Regions from separate parts of the Homo sapiens genome. Here region 1 is linked to region 2. The links are chromatin loops, found by intact Hi-C in ENCODE. Cell type or tissue: IMR-90. All regions are shown on one strand. Links, peaks and the distances in the headings refer to the core of each region. The heading gives the core; the rest is flanking DNA.

The links. Hi-C counts contacts between places; a loop is a spot of excess contacts. Peaks named below come from ENCODE experiments on the same cell type or tissue, not always from the same donor. Only the 100,000 strongest peaks of a DNase experiment are listed, where the experiment ranks them.
Region 1: it touches region 2 in a loop (2.3-fold over the local background); 1 of 110 quality-filtered maps calls a loop at or near these places.

The regions. Positions count from the first base shown.
Region 1 is chr5:167,292,675-167,297,073 of GRCh38, reverse strand. All of the region lies in intron 3 of TENM2 (teneurin transmembrane protein 2), which reads right to left. It overlaps TENM2-AS2 (TENM2 antisense RNA 2), which reads left to right. Exons shown (of 3, transcript NR_199036.1): 3 at 531-662. Among named protein-coding and RNA genes, the nearest start is that of TENM2-AS2, 8.5 kb to the left of the region's middle. RefSeq lists enhancers at 1,381-2,196, 1,221-2,420. In IMR-90, for the core only: no CTCF peak of the experiment used is centred there; a DNase peak (open chromatin) is centred at 2,003; H3K27ac peaks cover 1,186 bases.
Region 2 is chr5:167,235,720-167,240,118 of GRCh38, reverse strand. The region is part of intron 2 of TENM2 (teneurin transmembrane protein 2); the gene reads right to left. Among named protein-coding and RNA genes, the nearest start is that of TENM2-AS2, 65 kb to the left of the region's middle. In IMR-90, for the core only: no CTCF peak of the experiment used is centred there; no DNase peak of the experiment used is centred there.

The DNA of each region.
Region 1 (4,399 bases), core at 293-4,292, 57 kb before region 2:
TATTTATATAAAGATTTGGTTTTAAAAAATGCTGATGCCTGGGTCCTCCCTGCCACAGATTGGGATTTAATTGGTCTTGGGTGAGACTAGGACATGCAGACTTTTCAGAACTGCCCAGGAGAGTCCAATGAGTCACCACTGGTCTAGAAACAAAAATGACATGGACTGTGGCCACAGTCATTGTCCCCTTACTGCTCAGCTAGGACAACTCAGCACTTTGCTGTAGCCTCCCTGCTGTTCAGTCTCTGGGTTTGTGAAACAGAAAGTGTTAACTGGGTCAGCTCTTTGCAGAGCTTTTGCAGGGCAGACAAATGGAGTCAGAGTGCAAGCATTAAATGAAATGTCACTGTAAACTAGGAAGAATTTGAACCCAAAGCTGCCGCCAGGCAAACAGGGGTCTTTTGACAGCTGTTGGTGTCACCTGAACTTGCAGTCATTTTGAGAGGGATTTGTTTGGCCTATGGATACTTATCCTGCAGTTGACTGGATTTTATTTATTTATTTTCTTTCTTTCTTTTTTTCTTTTTGAGGACATTAAAGTAGTATGCCTCCCTTCCATCAATGCTCCAGTTGCAGCCAATATGTCCATTGAAACTAACTTAACTCGCTGGAACTACTCTCTAAATAAATTCACCATTTTGGTTCAAAGTGCTACAAACAAATTCAGTGCTTTCATTCCCCGTACATGGATCCGACTTTAACTGCACAAGGACAGAAGGAGAAGCACATATTATGAGGTGGCAGTGGACATGTGGGAATTTGAAAGAAAGTGCTTCAGACTATTTTTAAACTGAAATGTATCCCACTGGGACCGCAATTGCCCAGTGCCGACTATTCATAAATCAGGGTGAACACAAAGAGGCTTCACATTTTGTGGGTCTGGCCGAAGAGAAAGATCTGGGAAAGGAAGGAGAATCACAGATTTAGTTGAGTGAGAATGCATCAGAGCCCATCTGACTTTTCTCTGTGTTTTGTGTTTTTTTTCTTTTCCCCCCTCATTCTTGAAAAGATTTTTCTGTCTTGGAGAAAATGCATTAAACATAATGCTGATAGTACCTTTGGTAAAATATTCCAAATGTTATAAAAGTCTGTTGGACCTTATTAAATAAGTCTATATTACACTTATTTTTAATATTGTGGTGCACACTCAGTATTTGTTCTGATCATTCCCAGCAGAGATTTATTACTAAAGTAGATCTGACTTGAGGTTGAGTGGAAAGGAAGGCAGTCAGTGCAGGAGGAATATTGAGTAACTTGGTGGTGTGAGAGAGTTTGGCTGCAGCAGAGAAAAAGGGAGCTTGTGAGATGTGCATGCCAATTAAGGTGCTCAAGAAATGAACATGTATTCATTTCGAGTACACGCTAGCCCCTTCCTCTTCATATGTCCCTAGGGATGCTTCTGGAATTGCCAGAGCTGAAAATTAAATTATAAACCTAAAACATGACATTGAAAATGTAATGTCTCCTTTGATAATATCAGTGTGATGATTCATCAGTGGGTGGGGCAGTGCCACTCCTGGACACAGATTGTAAAGCATGGTAAGGCTGATCCTGGCAATTCTTCCGTCTCTCACTGTGCAGTTTTCCCAAAGGTTCTGGTCAGAAAGGCATCCCTGCACAGATCACATATGCACCAAAGCCCTCCTATACATACCGCAGAGTAGACAGCTGCAGAGACTTAACTGCAACATGTGGCACCAGCCAAGAGAAGCTGATAATATTGCATCACCAATAATCAGAAAAAGGAACTGTTAGTGCAACTCAACATGCTAGTGTCAGAGTAAATGGCAGAAAAGTTGTAAGTTGGCATTTCAAAATGTGAGATTTGACATTGTCATGCTGGACAGACATACCATCCACATTTTCTAAGTAGAGTCTGTTTCTGAGCTGTGCTTTCCATTTTTCTCATTAGAACAGGAAACAAGCCACTAAAAAGAGCAAATTCCCTGGTAGTTGCATCTATGAGTCAGAGCACAAAACTGCAGAGCCCTTTGTTTATTTCCCTATTCATAGGAGTCATAGAATCCATGTGCTATGTATGCTGAGTCACTCATCAAGAGAATAATAACAACAATAACAACCCATTAAGGGCTATAAAAATTCAGAGGGCAGGAAGCTTCACCAAAGACGTGAACCACAGGTCACACCCTGTGGGATGAATAGATTTGCAATAGGCAGAGAGGTATTCCACAAGAAAAAAATAGACATAGGAAGATCCGTGATATTTTTGCAATTGTGAGAGCTTTCAGAGGTTTGGCATATAAAATAAAGGCCTGAGAGGAATAGGACTGGTGTAAGACAGAAGGCAGAAACGGGGCCTGTGGCAAACTGAAATGTGAATAGACTGGCACTTGATTCAAAATTCTAAAGAAATCCATAGGCCAAATAAAACCTATCTAGGGGCCGAATATGTCCTATGTACATTAATTTTGTGGCCTCTGATTTAGGGGACATAAAGGAGGTCAACTCTGAGTGGTGGGATGGGGAATAAAACTCGCCCTGTGGAATGACAGGTCAAGTTTGCACTGAGTGAATAGCACATGTAAAGGAAAGTAAGGTGTTCTTTTTTTTCCCCCACTTGTTTCACAGGATTTTCTTCCCCTTCCTATTCCTTGAGTACCTGCACTGTCATGTGAACTTCTTATTTCTCTTCCTTGTACATTTTTTTCTCAGATGATCATACCAAGTCCCATGAAATTATTAGCTGTCAACTGCTAAATCTTTATCCAGCTCAAGCCTCTCTCCAGAATTTCAAGACTGGACAGCCACAGCCTATTAGACATCTGCACATGGAGAGCCTACAGGATACCTCCAATTCAAAAGGTTGACAGTTACCTATCCCATCTAACCCACAAACCAGGCCATCCTCTGTCTCAAGCCCTGGGGATTGATGGTAACATCTTGTCAGTTGCCATAACCAGAAACTTCAGGGATGTCCTTGACTTTTCTTTTTTTGCTTAGCCTGCTTACCCCATCAGTTGCAAGAAAGTATTGTTTCTATCTTCCAAACGTACTCAGCTTTGCAAATAAAGTTACCATTGGCAGGGATAAAACACACACTCAGTTGAACACACACACACACACACACACACACACAGAACTCACATCTACTTAGAGTCTCTGATTTATTTAGTCCATGATAGAGAACAAACAATGGTATCATGGTCCACACAGAGAAGGGGCAGATGCAGCATAATCTCTTCTCTATTTTTTCCTTGCCTGGGATCCGTATGAAGTGCTCTGTAGCTGGTGCTACCCTTTGCATAGGCAGGAATCTAACAAATTTTAAAAAAAAATCCAAATTTTTGTTGCAACACTACATTTTTTATACTTAGGTTTATGTCCAACATTCCAGAAGAACCTGAACTAACAATCTATGTACTTCCACTTAAGGGGTTATTTGCAAGCGTTGACCTTTCCTGGCTCTTTAAGTAAACTCAGCATCAGAAAGGCAATATTCTCTTTCCAAGAGAAAAAAGCAGTCAATGCCCAGGAGTCTCAGAACAGTATATCTGCCTCCACTTTTAAGGTATCCTAAAAAGCCAACAATCAGGGGCCAGGTGCGGTGGCTCATGCCTGTAATCCCAGCACTTTGGAAGCCCGAGGCGGGTGGATCACCTAAGATCAGGAGTTTGAGAACAGCCTGACCAACATGGAGAAACCCCGTCTCTACTAAAAAATACAAAAAAAAAAAAAAAAAAAAAATTAGCCGGACATGGTGACGCATCCCTGTAATGCCAGCTACTTGGGAGGCTGAGGCAGGAGAATCGCTTGAACCTGGGAGGCGGAGATTGCTGTGAGCAGAGATTGCACCATTGCACTCCAGCCTGGGCAACAAGAGTGAAGCTCTGCCTTAAAACAAACAAACAAACAAAAAAGCCAACACTCTTTTTATCTCAATAACATTTCTCAAACAATCTCTGCTATCCTAGTTCAGGCCACCAGGCTCCCTTGCTTAGATGAAGACACAACCTCTAACTGACCATCTTTCCTCTCTCCACAAGCTGAAACCAGCACTGTCTCCCTGAAATGTCTTCATGACTGTCTCTCTCTGCCACTCTAGCTCATCCAACCTACACTTCTTTGACATCCTTGGAACAACAAAATGTAGTCACCTCTGGGCCTTTGCACATGCCATGACTCTTGCCTGAACACTGTCTTGCCTCTTTGATTGTCCAACCTCCTCCCCATCCCTCAAATGTATGCAGGAATGCCACAATTTCTGGGATGCCATTCCGGACATAAATCTGGGTTAGAGGTCTCTCCAAAACCATCCAATATTATCCCTTTTGTAGTGTTTTTTATAAGGTACCTAGTTACATATCTGTTATATCTTACCATTTTAAAACTGCCAGGTTCTGTGAGGTTAGAAACCATGTTTACCTTTTTTTATTGTTGT
Region 2 (4,399 bases), core at 126-4,125:
TTAGGAAAACTTCAATAAAATCCCAGTAAAGGCTATTTAAAAAAAGGCTGGGCATAATGGCTCACGCCAGTAATCCCAGCACTTTGGGAGGCCGAGGCAGGCAGATCACCTGAGGTCAGGAGTTGGAGACCAGCCTGACCAACATGGAAGAACCCTGTCTCTACTAAAAATACAAAAAAGTAGCCGAGCATGGTGGCGCGTGCCTGTCATCCCAGCTACTTGGGAGATTGAGGCAGGAGAATCGCTTGAATCTGGGAGGCAGAGGTTGCGGTTAGCTGAGATCACGCCATTGCACTCCAGCCTGGGCAACAAGAGCAAAACTCCATCTCAAAATAAATAAATAAACAACAATATAAAAAGTTTATTAATTTATCCATGAATAAATATAATTTTAAATGTATTTCTCAACTGTTTCTTCATTTATTGAGAGATGTTCTTTATTTTAGGCACTGTTCTAGTACTGAGTACAAGCAAACACATCTGCTTTCAAATTATCCACAGACTACTAGTGGGGGAGGAAGTCTAGTAAAAGGTACCTCGTTGGTGTGATTCATTCTGGGATAAACATAGGTACCCAGTTCCGACACTATGGCAACCGTATAATTCAATGTTAATGTAGCTGGACTATTGAGGTGAATGGGCTATGTTAGGTGTCTTGGAGGAAACAGTGCCTGAACTGCTAATGAAGAAATGGGGTAGTCAGGACAAGAAGAAAACATGTTCTTGATAGAAAGAACAGCCCCAGAGAAATGAAGAATGTATAAACATAGCACTGGAGTTGGAAGTGTGATTCTTGTGCCCTGAACTGTATTTATGGCTCTCTGAAACTAGTTGGTTTGAAATAATGTCTCATCAGTCTACAGAAGGTCAAATCAACACAGTCCAAATTAGGAACTAAATGAAAAGTGTCTATTAGCCATGACATTCGACATTATAACTTATAGTTAGATAAATGAACATGACAAGGCACTCTTCAAAGATACCTTGGAGAGACCAGATCTTTCTGTAGTGATTTTTAAAGACAAGTGAATCTTATTGTTGTTTTGGGGGATTTATTTCGTCTGCTGATACAAAGACCTATAGACCCAGACACATAAGGAATGTTGCTCTATTTACGAACCAAGTATGCAAATACTGCTATCTAATCATATTTTATACACCTCAATGCAATGCTCAGTAGGTCCCAGGAAAGGCTTTGCTAAAGCAGTATCTGTTCATAAGCAAATAGCTTATGTTTCTTATTTTCTAAAATAAAGCCCAAAGCAACTTTAATCTATGATCAAGAACATCTCTTCCTGATCAGTGAAGAAAGATCATACAAATTGACTATTTCTTACTCTTTACAGGCTTCTGATATATGGATTCAGGCAATCAGCTAAGTTCCATTTCTTACTATTTTATTTGCTTTTTTTTTTTTTTTTTTTGCATCTCCTGTATTACAAGGACAGAAGGCCAACTTATCTAGTCATTCCACAGAAGAATGCATATGTTTAAAAGCACATGTGCTCTGTGCATACAAACATGGGTAGAACCTAGCAGGCTTGTCCCGCAAATCTCAGAGGCTGTAGAACTCACAATGTCCCTCAATACCTAATCTTGTCATTCACATATTTTGATTTTGAGAACACTCTCTCTTAGGTCTAATCCAAGCCTATCTTCATGGAGAGAGAATTAATTTAGTTCCAGGGGAGAAGCAGGAAATACTCTATGTGGCAAGATTTGAGGCTTCATAACTAGTTCTTCAGCCTCAAAATGTCTCTTCTATTGATATTTCATAAGACCTGAGATCTATTGATTGTATGATACATTACTGTATAATGACTAAGTAATAAAAATGTTGTCAATCACATTATAGCCTAATGTTTATCATTTAATGTTAAAAACTTATTGAAAGATCTCATAAGACTCATTTAGACATAAATTTTAATTGTATAACGCTCTTATGGAAAATATAAACAGAATACATTGCTAAAAGTTCTTCATATTAGGAATCCAACCCTTCTGAATCATTATCTTTGACTCAGAGTCATTAATGTCTGTACATTCCATACATTCTGAGCTGGAGAGTTGGTGATGCAGCACTTCTTTTTTTTTTTTTTTTTTTTTTTTGAGACAGAGTCTCACTCTGTCGCCCAGGCTGGAATGGAGTGGCATGATCTTGGCTCACTGCAACCTCCACCTCCTGGGTTCAAGCAATTCTCTGGCTCAGCCTCCTGAGTAGCTGGGATTACAGGCGTGTGCCACCACGCCCAGCTAATTTTTGTGTTTTTAGTAGAGAAGGGGTTTCACCATCTTGGCCAGGCTGGTCTTGAACTCCTGACCTCATGATCCACCCACCTCGGCCTCCCAAAGTGCTGGGATTAGGCGTGAGCCATCGGGCCCCGCCCACAGCACTTCTTAAAATAGTATTTGTTCTCCTATCATCTTGGTGATTTTCCTCCAAGCTGCTGACATTCATTCTGTATGCTGACACTTACGCTTTCTTGATCTTATGAGAAGGCTTAAATGGAAGATTATCAGACAACAAGTAGGACAATATTCTTTCTTTTAAAGAACATTCTTTTAAATGTTCATTAAACATCATTGTTTCATATAAAAGCAAATGATATTTAAGTTCAACATATTTTACCAATAATGTACATGACACCATGGAAGTTTTGGCCAGATGTGTACATGTGTAGTCAATAACAACTCCAATACAATGCTCTTTAGCCAGGAGTGATTGAATGTGGCCAGCAAGTATTCCACAGGTGTCAACAAGTGAAAAATATATAACATGCCCTAAAATTGATGAAATATGAATATTCCAAATGCAAGACATTTACTAATTTATGTTTTATTTATTCAGTCATTAAAGAATTGTATCATTGAGGGCCTACCATGTGTCAGGCACTTGGATAAGGGTCATGAAGTAATAAAAGAGACGAACTGGTTTCTCCAGGCACAGACATACAGGTGCGCGGATCAAAATTACATACTGCTATAGAGTTTATGGTCTGACAGAAAACAGGGGTTCCTAGCTTCTTACAAGATATTTGTTGATCCAGAAAATCCCCAGGAATTGCAAGAGAAACTTCTGATATTCTGCCAAGATGCCATCTGCACCTAAGAGGAGATGTTTCTGACAATAAATATAGACATTTACCTTGGATAACATTTACTTAGGAAAAAGAAAGAACAGACACAAACTAAGTGAAACAAGACTTTCTTGTTTTCAGATTGAAAAAAAAAAAAAAAGGTATAGAAGTAGAGACAGGCTGAGTGGAAGAAATGTGGTCAGCCAGCCAGTGGTATGGAAAAGAACAGAAAGAAAGAATATATTCTTGTTAGATCTTTGCTTTCCCTTTGATACCGTGGATGTTCTACTGACTCCCATGAGCTTCCAATTCCATAACTTGCTTGCCTAGATCTAGGTATGGACCACTCAATCCTCACCTTATGCACATTCCCAGATTCAGCCCTCCTGCGGCCTTCCCTGTTGTTCACATCTTTTATCAGGGGACCACCACATGAACCATTTGAAGGATCTAGAAGACTTCTAAGATTTAATCTAAAAGTTAGGTTGTTTTAGAAACAGAAAAAGTAGGACCCAGAGACAAAATCCAAGTTGCCTGAGAACACTCAGCTTTCTTCCTGTTATACATTCTCCTTTGACACTGGAGCCACTCAGTGACCTTCAGCCCTTAATTCAATGATAGGAATCACTTTCTCAGAGGTTACTTCAAGCTGGCTGCATTTTGTTTTTTATACTAGAAATGATAGTAGCTGTCCAAAGAAGAAATACCTTCCATAAATTGTGGTTCTTTGAGTTGACCAGCTTAAAATACACGCACATACACACACAGAGACATGTATGAGTCCTATATATTAGGCATTATGCTTGGCATTAAGTGGATGAAACATAAAATTATGACTCTTCTTCTTAGAGCTCCCATGGCTCATTTAGACAGGAAGTCAGGCCAAAAGTTCATGCAATAATGGAGGTGTAGACAAGGTAATACACAGTACTTCCTTTGTTGATGAGAGTCAAAGATGATTTGGGATAGGAGGTGCTGCCTGAGTAGAGATTTTAAAACTAATTTGGAATTTGTGAGGTGGGAGGAAGGAAGGTTGGTAGAGTGAATATCTACCGATTATTGCCTATCCAGTCACCCTTCTTCCTGCCTGCAATAAAAGCAAACTCAATTCCCTAAGAGATCTGATCTCTTCCGAGCTCTTTATCCATGAGATTCATTCCACTGCTGACTCAGGGACCATGTATGCAACCTGGGTCTCACTCATCAAAGTATTCCACTGATCTGATCACAGTATTGGTTTCATGATGAATGCAAGATTTAAGGTAAGCTAATGAAACTTGAATCTGGGACTTTTATTACAACATTTGAGGAAAAGGTGGTCT